Regions from separate parts of the Homo sapiens genome. Here regions 1 and 2 are each linked to region 3. A link is a contact called in ENCODE Hi-C or POLR2A ChIA-PET data. All regions are on one chromosome and are shown on one strand. The core of a region is the stretch at or near the end of the contact, and the rest is flanking DNA. Distances in the headings are between cores, read along the strand shown.

Region 1 (3,374 bases), core at 281-2,780, 400 kb after region 3:
CTAGGCTCCTGGTTAAATAAAGTACAGCTGCCCCAGGAAGGAAACTAGGGGTTCAGGAATACGGTGAAAAGTAAACTTTCACTGAACTTTTAGTTCTTTCTGAATTTTTTTTTTTTTGAGACAGAGTCTCCCCCTTGCCCAGGATGGAGTGCAGTGGCACGATCTCGGCTCACCGCAACCTCCGCCTCCTAGGTTCAAGTGATTCTCCTGCCTCAGCTTCCCGAGTAGCTGGGATTACAGGTGTGCATCGCCACACCCGGCTAATTTTTGTATTTTTAGTATAGATGGAGTTTCACCATGTTGGCCAGGCTGGTCTCGAACTCCTGACTTCAGGTGATCCGCCTGCCTTGGCCTCCCACAGTGCTGAGATTACAGGTGTGAGCCACCGTGCCTGGCCTCTTTCTGAATTTTGAAGCATTTGGATGTATTGCTTTTTTTTTTTTTGAGACGGAGTCTCGCTCTGTCACCAAGCTGGAGTACAGTGGCGAGATCTCGGCTCACTGCAACTTCCACTTCCCGGGTTCAAACGATTCTCCTGCCTCAGCCTCCCGAGTAGCTGGGACTACAGGCGTGCACCACCACGCCCGGCTGATTTTTATATTTTTAGTAGAGATGGGGTTTCACCATGTTGGCCAGGCTGGTCTCGAACTCCTGACTTCAGATGATCTGCCTGCCTCGGCCTCCCAAAGTGCTGGGATTACAGGCATGGGCCACCATGCCTGGCCTGCTTATTTTTTAAAAAAATAAAATTAATGTTAAAATAATTAATTAAGGCTGGGCACAGTGGCTCACACCTGTAATCCTAGCACTTTAGGAGGCCGAAGCAGGTGGATCACTTATGCCCAGGAGTTCGAGAACCAGACTGGGCAACATGGTGAAACCTCATCTCTACAAAAAGTAAAAAAATTAACCGGGCATGGTCGTGCATGCCTGTGTTCCCAGCTACTTGGGAGGCTGAGGTGGGAGGATCACTTGAGCCTGGGAGGTCGAGGCTGCAGTGAGCTATGATTGTACCACTGCACTCCAGCCTGGGTGACAGTGAGATTCTGTTTCCAAAAAAAATTAATTAATCAAAAAATCCACTAAACAAGTAAATTGGATACTTAGGTGAAAATCTTAAGTGTAGGCCGGGTGCAGTGGCTCACGCCTGTAATCCCAGCACTTTGGGAGGCCGAGGCGGGTGGATCACAAGGTCAAGAGATCGAGACCATCCTGGCTAACATGGTGAAAACCCGTCTCTACTAAAAATATAAAAAATTAACCGGGCGCGGTGGCGGGCGCCTGTAGTCCCAGCTACTCCGGAGGCTGAGGCAGGAGAATAGTGTGAACCTGGGAGGCAGAGCTTGCAGTGAGCCGAGATCGTGCCACTGCACTCCAGCCTGGGCGACAGAGCGAGACTCAGTCTCAAAAAAAAAAAAAAAGAAAGAAAATCTTAAGTGTAAGTACCTAAACAATCTATTAAATGACCTGTGAAACCAAGGGCTCCTAATGCTATGACCAAAGACTGAAGCTCTCTATGAGATGCCAGCCACTCAATAGTGCACTTTTTCTGAGAAGATATAAGACAGCCACTCAGAATTATGATGTAATAATTGGTAATGTGGGGAAGTAAATAAATGTCTCAAAGTTTTGCTTTTGAAAAATGACTAGTAAATAGTAATAACAAAACTGTTATTTATGGAGGGATGAGTCTGTGGCCTATCTCTCTTCCCTTTTATGTCTACGTTTCTCACAGTCATCTACACTCCCTGTCACTTGTACTTATTCCCTTGACACTGCAATCTAGCTTCATCCACTCCCCCAAAATGACTCTTCCCAACGCTATCAATGACCCCTTTGTCTTTCCATCCAGTGGCTGTTTTTCAATCCTCGTATTCCTTAACTCTCAGCAGCATTCTGTGACATGATGCTCTCCTGGTGTTCTGCCTGCATCTCTGCTCATTTCTTTTTAGACTCCTTTGTCAGTTTATGCTCTTCTGCCAGTCTTTTTTTGAGACGGAGTTTCGCTCTTAGTCCAGGCTGGAGTGCAGTGGCGCGATCTCAGCTCACTGCAACCTCAGCCTCCCGGGGTCAAGCGATTCTCCTGCCTCAGCCTCTCCAGTAGCTGCGCCTGCCACCAGGCCCAGCTAATTCTTTTCTTCTTTTTTTTTTTTTTTTGAGACAGAGTCTCGCTCTATCCCCCAGGCTGGAGTGCGTACTCTATCCCCTAGGCTGGAGTACAGTGTCGCAATCTTGGCTCACTGCAACCTCCGCCACCCAGGTTCAAGTTATTCTCCTGCCTCAGCCTCCTGAGTAGCTGGGATTACAGGCGTGTGCCACCATGCCTGGCTAATTTTTTATTTTTTATTTTTGAAATGGAGTCTTCCTCTGTTGCCCGGGCTGGAGTGCAGTGGTGCGATCTCGGCCTACTGCAACCTCTGCCTCCTGGGTTCCAGTGATTCTCCTGCCTCAGCCTCTCGAGTAGCTGGGACTACAGGTGTGCGCCACTGCGCCAGGCTAATTTTTGTATTTTTAGTAGAGACAGGGTTTCACCATATTGGTCAGGCCAGTCTCAAACTTCTGACTTTAGGTGATCTGCCCACCTCAGCCTCCCAAAGTGCTGGGATTACAGGCGTGAGCCACCATGCCCGGCCAATTTTTGTATTTTTTAATTAGCAACGGGGTTTCACCACGTTGGCCAGGTTATTAACCACATCCATGGCTCTGATTACCACCTGTGGATAAATATGTCCCCAGTTCTCCTCTGAGCTCCTATTTTCCTTTTTTTTTAGAGGGTCTCACTCTGTCACCCAAGCTGGAGTGCAATGGTGCGATCATGGCTCATTGCAGCCTTGACTTCCAGTGCTCAAGCCATCCTCCCACCTCAGCCTCCCAAGTGTCTGGGACTACAGGCATGAGCCACCAAGCACCAGCTAATTTTTGTATTTTTTTGTAGAGAAGGGGTTTTGCCATGTTGCCCAGACTGGTCTCAAACTCCCGAGCTCAAGCGATCTACTGGCCTCGGCCTCCCAGACAGCTGGGATTACAGGCACAAGCCACCGTGCCCAGCCTCTGAGCTCCTATTTTCCTTTTATTATTATTATTATTATTATTATTATTATTATTATTATTATTATTATTTTGAGACGGAGTCTCACTCTGTCACCCAGGCTATAGTGCAGTGGCACGATCTCGGCTCCTGGGTTCAAGCCTCCTGGGTTCAAGTCATTCTCTAGCCTCAGCCTCCCAAGTAGCTGGGGCTACAGGCATGCACCACCATGCCCGGCTAGTTTTTCTATTTTTAGTAGCGATGGGGTTCACCATGTTAGCCAGACTAGTCTCAAACTCCTGACCTCATATGATCCACCCACCTCGGCCTCCCAAAGTGCTGGGAT
Region 2 (3,383 bases), core at 332-2,831, 490 kb after region 3:
CTGCCTCAGCCTCTGCAGTAACTGGGACTACAGGCGCATGCCACCACACATGGCTAATTATTGTATTTTTAGTAGAGACGGGGTTTCACCATGTTGGCCAGGATGGTCTCGAACTCCTGACCTCAGGTGATCTGCCTGCCTCAGCCTCCCGAATGCTGGGATTACAGGCATGAGCCACACTGCACCTGGCCGATGATAAACCTTTGAAAGCTAAAAAGCAAAGAGATGATTGCAGACTAACTCAGAAGAACTGAGAAAGCTGAATTATGTGGCAACAGTAGAGAAAAATTGAAAACAGAAATGATTATATTGTAGAATCACAAACAGACCCAGATCTTCTACCTGCTCTCATGCTGCTGGATGACTGTTTCTCCCTAGTTTCAGCAGAAGTTGGAGTCTGTGGACTGGGAAACATCAAGTACAGCTGAGAGCTTTGATACCAAACAAAAATGGAGGTTTACACAATCACATGCTTGCTGATTGCTAAGCCCCTGCCTCCTGCCTCACAGCCTTCATCAATCATTTAGTGCCCAAACCATGTCAGCCAGATCTTTACCCTCTAGGAAGGGGATTGTCACACCTTTCTCTCAGGAATCAAAGCAGCCCAAGAGGAAAGAAGAGAAACTGATAAGATTACCCAACAAATAAATGGCCCTACAGTAAACTCAGAAATACAAGAGCTCTCCATATACTGCAAACTTCCAATCAGCTGTAGTCCTTCATTCCTCATCGTAAGAAACCAAAAATTACCAGAACTCTAAAGTAAGCCTCTATCATGCAAGACAAAAAGCACACAAGCAGGGAAAGCACCTTGGAGAAACAGAATACTATGTGGATGAAAGAAAACTAACTCATGTTCAGTCAAAGCTTCTCATAAAAGACCAGGTGCCGGTTGGGCGCGGTGGCTCCCTCACTCACTTTGGGAGGCCGAGGGAGGTGTATCACAAGGTCAAGAGATCGAGACCATCCTGGCTAACATGGTAAAACCCCATCTCTACTGAAAATACAAAAATTAGCTGGGCATGGTGGCGGTCGCCTGTAGTCCCAGCTACTCAGGAGGCTGAGGCAGGAGAATCACTTGAACTCAGGGGGTGCAGGTTACAGTGAGCCGAGAGCGCCACTGCATTCCAGCCTGGGTGACAGAGCGAGACTCCATCTCAAAAAAATAAATAAATAAAAGACCAGGCCCGGTGGCTTACACCTGTAATCCTAGCACTTTAGGAGGCTGAGGCGGGCGGATCACTTGAGGTCAGGAGTTTGAGATCAGCCTGGCCAACATGGTGAAACCCCGTCGGAGTGAGACTCTGTCTCAAAAAAAAAGAAAGTTTCTCATAAAAGAGCAGCAAAGAAATCTGTTATGGTTAAAACATAGAACAAACAAATAACAAATAACAATAACTAAGGAAGCTTAGTTTATTAGAAATGTGCCAGGCAAGGGAGATAGTGAGCAAATGGAGTCAGTCAAATGGACGCCGAGTAGCTTTAACATTTGAGTTTTATACAGTTTCACTGAGGAGGCGTTAGCCAAAGGATGCTTTTAGGGCGGGGATAACAAGAGTTGGGGGAGGGGCAGGAAGGAAGGGTAGAGTTAGGGCAGGAAAGAATTGGTCAAAAGTTGCAAAGTTGAGTCACTGACTGTGTCGATAGGCTAGGCAAGGCTGTCTGTGAAAAAGTCTGTGGTTTTGTTTCCTGAACACCTGGGTCCAAGCTGAGCTGTTGCTGACATAGTTTATCTGTCTTGCAAATTGTGGTCTCTGTACTGTTTTTCAAGTTGTGGTTTCTGTAGTTTTCCATTTCTCAGTCTTGAGAAAGATAAGATAAGAAAAGATACTGCATTCTGAAAACAAGAACAAGATGTTATTTTGTAAAAAGAGGAACATTCAGAGAACAAGAAGAAATTTTAGACGTTAAAGACATGATAAGAAATGAACATTTTAATGAAGAATTGAAAGATAAAATTGAGGAAATTACACAGAAAGCGTGGCAAAAAGACAAGGAGATAGGAAATGAGAGAAAAAAGGTAAGAAAATTTATGAAATCTATGAAGTTCAGCAGCCAAATAATAGAATTTCCAGGAAGAGTAAAACAGAGGGGAAGAAATCAACAATGAAATAGTTCAGGCTGGGCGTGGTGGCTCACACCTGAAATCCTAGCACTTTGGGAGGCTGAGGCGGGCGGATTGCCTGAGCTCAGGAGTTCAAGACCAGCCTGGGCAACACAGTGAAACCATGTCTCTACTAAAATACAAAAAATTAGCTGGGTGTGGTGGCATGCACCTGTAGTCGCAGCTACTTGGGAGGCTGAGGCAGAAGAATCGCTTGAACCCAGGAGGCGGAGGTTGCAGTGAGCTGAGACTGGGCCGCTGCACTCCAGCCTGGGCAACAGGGCGAGACTCCATCTCCAAAAAAAAAAAAAAAAGAAATAGTTGAAGAAACACACTCAGAATAGAAGAACCAAATTGAAAGTGTCCATCATAATAGATGAAAATTGTCCTGCACTAAAGCATATGATTGTGAAATGTAAAATATCTAGGACAAACAGGAGATTCTCAGGCTTCCAGAAGGGGTAGAAGGGTGGCACAAAAGGGTGGTGGGGGAGTCGGAATTGGATTGGGTTTCTCAGCAGCAACACAGGAATAAGAAAAGAAACAAACTAAAAGAGGAAGGTGTGGCTTTCTTTTCCTCCGGGACACAGAAGGTCGTCCTTCCTACCTACTGGCTGCCCTCGGGGGCAACCCCTTGCCCAGCACCAAGGACGTCAAGAAGATCCTGTACAATATAAGCAATAAGGCCAATGGCAACCAGTGCAGCAAGATCATCAGTGAGCTGAATGGAAAAAACATTAAAGGTGTCATTGCCCAGGGTATTGGCAAGTTGCCATTGTGCTCTCCCACAAGGCTGTGGCCGCCTCTGCTGCCCCGGCTCTGTAGCTCCTGCTGCTGGCCCTGCCCCTACTACAAAGAAGAAGAAACATGAGAAGAAGGAGTCCCAAGAGTCACATGGTGACATATGATTTGACTTCCTGCTCCCCTGCCAATTCCCCTGGAAAGAAAGAAAGAAGGGAGGGAGGGAAGGAGGGAGAGGAAGGGGAGTGGGGGAGGGGAGGGGAGGGAAAGGGAAGGGAATAGAAGAAACAGGAGAGACGCAAAGTGATGGCGAAGGAAAATCACAGGATCAAAAACAGCAAATGTAGAAAGCAACTGATCCGGACTGGGAGAGGCATAACTCAAAAGACAGGCATGTTGGGGATTTGTTATCCACCATTTAAAAAGATAAAGCCATTCTTAGCCCATGGGTCATACAAAAACAGGCTGCAGGTCAGTTTTCTGACCCCGATCTAGTCAATAAAAAAGAAACAGGATGAACTGACACTAATTTCTGGAA
Region 3 (3,742 bases), core at 956-3,455:
CATCACAGCCATACATTTCTGGTTTTTTGTTTGTTGGTTTTCTAGAGACAGGATGTAGCTCTGTCGCCCAGTCTGAAGTGCAGCAGCCCAATCAGTGTTCACTGCAGCCCTGATCTCTGGGGCTCAAGCAATCCTCCCATCTCAGCCTCCCCAGCAGTTGGGACTACAGGTGCACGCTACCACACCTGGCTAACTTTATTTATTTAGAGTTTCACTCTTGTCGCTCAGGCTGGAGTGTAGTGGCACATTCTTGGCTCACTGCAACCTCTGCCTCCTGGATTCAAGTGATTCTCCAGCCTCGGCCTCCCAAGTAGCTGGGATTACAGGCGTCTGCCACCTCGCCCAGCTAATTTTTGTACTTTTAGTAGAGAAGGGGTTTTGACATATTGGCCAGGCTGGTCTCGAACTCCTGAACTCAGGTGATCCACCGGCCTCAACCTCCCAAAGTGTTGGGATTCCAGGCATAAGCCACCGCGTCCGACCTCTAGCTTTTTTTTTTTTTTTTTGAGACAGAGTTTTGCTCTTGTGGCCCAGGCTGGAGTGCAATGGCATGATCTCGGCTCACTGCAACCTCTGCCTCCCGGGCTCAAGCGATTCTCCTGCCTCAGCCTCCTGAGTAGCTGGGATTACAACTGCACACCACCACGGCCAGCTATTTTTTGTATTTTTAGTAGAGATGCGGTTTCACCATGTTGACCAGGATGGTCTCGAACTCCTGACCTCAGGTGATCTGCTCACCTCGGCCTCCCAAAGTGCTGGGATTACAGGCATGAGCCACCGTGCCCGGCCCCTAGCTAACTTTTTAATTGTTCTTTTGTTGAGACAGCATGTCACTATTTTGCCCAGGCTAGTCTTGAACTGGACTCAAGCGATCTTTTTGCCTTGGCCTCTCAAAGTGCTGGAACTCCAGGCATGAGCCACTGCACCTGGCCTGATTGTAAAATTTTAAAGTTTTTTTTTTTTGAGACACGGTCTCGCTCTGTCACCCAGGGTAGAGTGCAGTGGCACGATCTCAAGCTTACTGCAATCTCCACCTCCTGGGCTCAAGTGATCCTCCCACCTCGGCCTCCCCAGTAGCTGGGACCAGAGGTGTGCACCACTACGCCCAGCTATTTTTTTGTAGTTTTAGTAGAGGCAGGGTTTTGCCATGTTGCCCAGGCTGGTCTCAAACTCCTAAGCTCAAGAGATCTGCCTGCCTTGGCCTCCCAAAGTGTTAAGACTACCGGCATGAGCCACCTGCCATGTATGTATGTATGTATGTATGTATGTATGTATGTATGTATGTATGTATTTTTGAGGCAGAGTTTCACTCTATCTCCCAGGCTGGAGTGCAGTGGTGCAATCTCAGCTCACTGCAACCTCTGCCGCCCGGGTTCAAGTGATTCTCCTGCCTTAGCCTCCCAAGTAGTTGGGATTACGGGGGCTTGCCACCGTGCCCAGCTAATTTTTGTACTTTTAGCAGAGACGGGGTTTTATCATCTTGGCCAGGCTGGTCTTGAACTCCTGACCACGTGATTCACCCACCAAGGCCTCCCAAAGTGCTGGGATTACAGGTGTGAGCCATCGCACCTGGCCACTATTTATTTATTTTTTGAGAAGAAGTCTTGTTCTGATGCCCAGGCTCGAGTGCAGTGGGGCGATTTCAGCTCACTGCAACCTCCGCCTCCCGGGTTCAAGCGATTCTCCTACCTCAGTCTCTGGAGTAGCTGGGATTACAGGTGTGCGCCCACCATGCCCAGCTAATTTTTGTACTTTTAGTAGAGACAGGGTTTCCCCATGTTGGCCAGGCTGGTCTTGACCTCCTGACCTCAGGTGATCCGCCACCTCGGCCTCCAAAAGTGCTAGGATTACAGGTGTGAGCCACCATGCCCAGCCATTTTTTTTTTTAAGTAGGGTAGAATCAATATTTGTTGTTATCCTTGGGATTTCTGCCCATTTGATCATAAGAGGGGGTGTTAGAAGCCCTCCGTGAAAGATCTACAAGTAGGATGAAAAACATTTACTAAAGAAGGTGCCTAGATATAGCCTCACAATATGAGCTCATGGTTCAGTGCACTCTTAGATGAGGAAAACAAATGAGATAAATGGTTCATTTCCCTAATTTTACATAAAAGACTTTCTTTATGTTAGGTGAAGAGTCTCCCTTTGTGTCCTTTTATTTTGGCTTTAGGATAGGAAAATGTCAGAGAAAAGGCCATATATTCACGGTTTAGTAATCATCAGAATCAAATGGGTTTTGAAACTGAAAGCAGAAGAGGTTAGTGTTAAGACTTTATTTTAGGTGCCAGAGGCTTTTCTCATTTCTTGCACTGCTAAGAAAATCTGCAGAAAAAGGCATGTTTAGGGTCAGCAGTTCTGTGGCTGCAAAAGGCCCACAGATGCACAACAGTGATTTCATAGTTTAAGTATGAAAAAGCAATATGATTAAATTTAAAAATTTCTTTCATGAAGAATTCCTCAAATTGAAAGAGTTACTCAGATGAAGAGAAATCTACAGATATAAGGAGGATTTTAGGAATCCTCTACTGCTACTACTTCTTACTTATTTAGAGACAGTCTCAACCTGTCACCCAGGCTGGAGGGCAGTGGTGTGATCTTGGCTCACTGCAACCTCTGCCTCCCGGGTTCAAGTGATTCTCCCACATCAGCCTCCTGAGTAGGTGGGACTAAAGCAAGCGCCACCACGTCCGGCTAATTTTTGTATTTTTTGGTAGAGATGAGGTTTCACCATGTTGGCCACGTCAGTCTCGAACTCCTGACCTCATGTGATCCACCCGCCTTGGCCTCCCAAGGTGCTGGCATTACAGGTGTGAGCCACTGTGCCTGGCCTCTTCGATTTAATTAAATTAATTAATTAATTTATTTATTTATTTATTTTGAGACGGAGTCTCGCTCTGTCGCCCAGGCTGGAGTGCAGTGGCGCAATCTCGGCTGACTGCAACCTCCGCCTCCCGGGTTCAAGCAATTCTCCTACCTCAGCCTCCTGAGTAGCTGGGATTACAGGCGCCCACCACCACACCCAGCTAATTTTTGTATTTTTAGTAGAGACGGGGTTTCACCATGTTGGTCAGGCTGGTCTCTAACCCCTGCCCTTGTGATCCAACTGCCTTGGCCTCCCAAAGCGCTGGGATTACAGGCTTGAGCCACCGCGCCCGGCCCAATTTTAAAACTGTATATAACTTTTTAGTTTCTTACACCTGCAGTAACCTAATCAACGAATAGTAACTTGACAGGCATTACAGGATGGCCTAATCCCCATTCCAATTCCCTTTTCCTTTGTCTTCCGTTACCAGAGACTGGAAAGCCAAAACCTACACAATTCTGGCCAGTGAAATGTTAGTGATATTTATTGAGATTTTTTGGAAAATTATGTCTTTCTAGCACAGATCCTGCCCCTCCTTGGCACTCTCTCCTTCCTGCTGGAAGGTATGCTGAGAACAGCCATGTTGAAACCATGAGGTAACTAGCACACACAGAGCATGTCTAACAGGAAAAAGACAATGAGCCTGGGTCCGTGACAGCACTGCCCACTGCCTACTTTGAGACCTTTATTATGTAAGTGAAATTACTATGCTGTAAACCACTGGTTTTCAAGTTTCTGATACTTGCAGCTAAATGCAATTCCTAATTGATACAAGTAAAAATTCTCCAAAGTAAGGAAGAGGACCCACTGCAAATAAGAATTAGCAATGAAGGAAAGAATAAATGCTATCATTCGGCTTTCTATAAAAAATACATCTCT

Evidence for each region. A loop is a pair of places that touch in the nucleus more often than their neighbours do. ChIA-PET counts read pairs that join two places held with the same protein, here RNA polymerase II (POLR2A). Pooled maps may share reads with other maps.
Region 1: a map of GM12878 shows a loop between it and region 3 (4-fold over the local background). The contact joins two enhancer-like sites. A Hi-C loop is called at or near these places in 1 of 168 maps with a recorded cell type or tissue (GM12878), 18 of 37 single-sample maps with no recorded cell type and 5 of 50 pooled maps.
Region 2: a loop to region 3 is called in a pooled map, with 15 times the contacts of the local background. The contact joins two enhancer-like sites. A Hi-C loop is called at or near these places in 9 of 37 single-sample maps with no recorded cell type and 7 of 50 pooled maps. POLR2A ChIA-PET finds 5 or more read pairs at or near these places in 1 of 52 experiments (activated B cell).

Annotation. Positions count from the first base shown.
Region 1 is chr12:31,809,626-31,812,999 of GRCh38, forward strand. No RefSeq gene overlaps it. Among named protein-coding and RNA genes, the nearest start is that of H3-5, 19 kb to the left of the region's middle. Within about 2 kb of position 1,531, at least 2 of the 41 ENCODE cell types and tissues checked have a DNase peak (open chromatin) inside an H3K27ac peak, as active enhancers do; they include GM12878, where a contact is called at or near this core.
Region 2 is chr12:31,895,115-31,898,497 of GRCh38, forward strand. It overlaps the pseudogene RPLP2P4. Among named protein-coding and RNA genes, the nearest start is that of LINC02422, 9.6 kb to the left of the region's middle. RefSeq lists a silencer at 868-967. Within about 2 kb of position 1,582, at least 18 of the 41 ENCODE cell types and tissues checked have a DNase peak (open chromatin) inside an H3K27ac peak, as active enhancers do.
Region 3 is chr12:31,404,271-31,408,012 of GRCh38, forward strand. All of the region lies in intron 14 of DENND5B (DENN domain containing 5B), which reads right to left. Among named protein-coding and RNA genes, the nearest start is that of LINC02387, 37 kb to the left of the region's middle. RefSeq lists enhancers at 841-980, 1,861-2,030. Within about 2 kb of position 2,206, at least 3 of the 41 ENCODE cell types and tissues checked have a DNase peak (open chromatin) inside an H3K27ac peak, as active enhancers do; they include GM12878, where a contact is called at or near this core.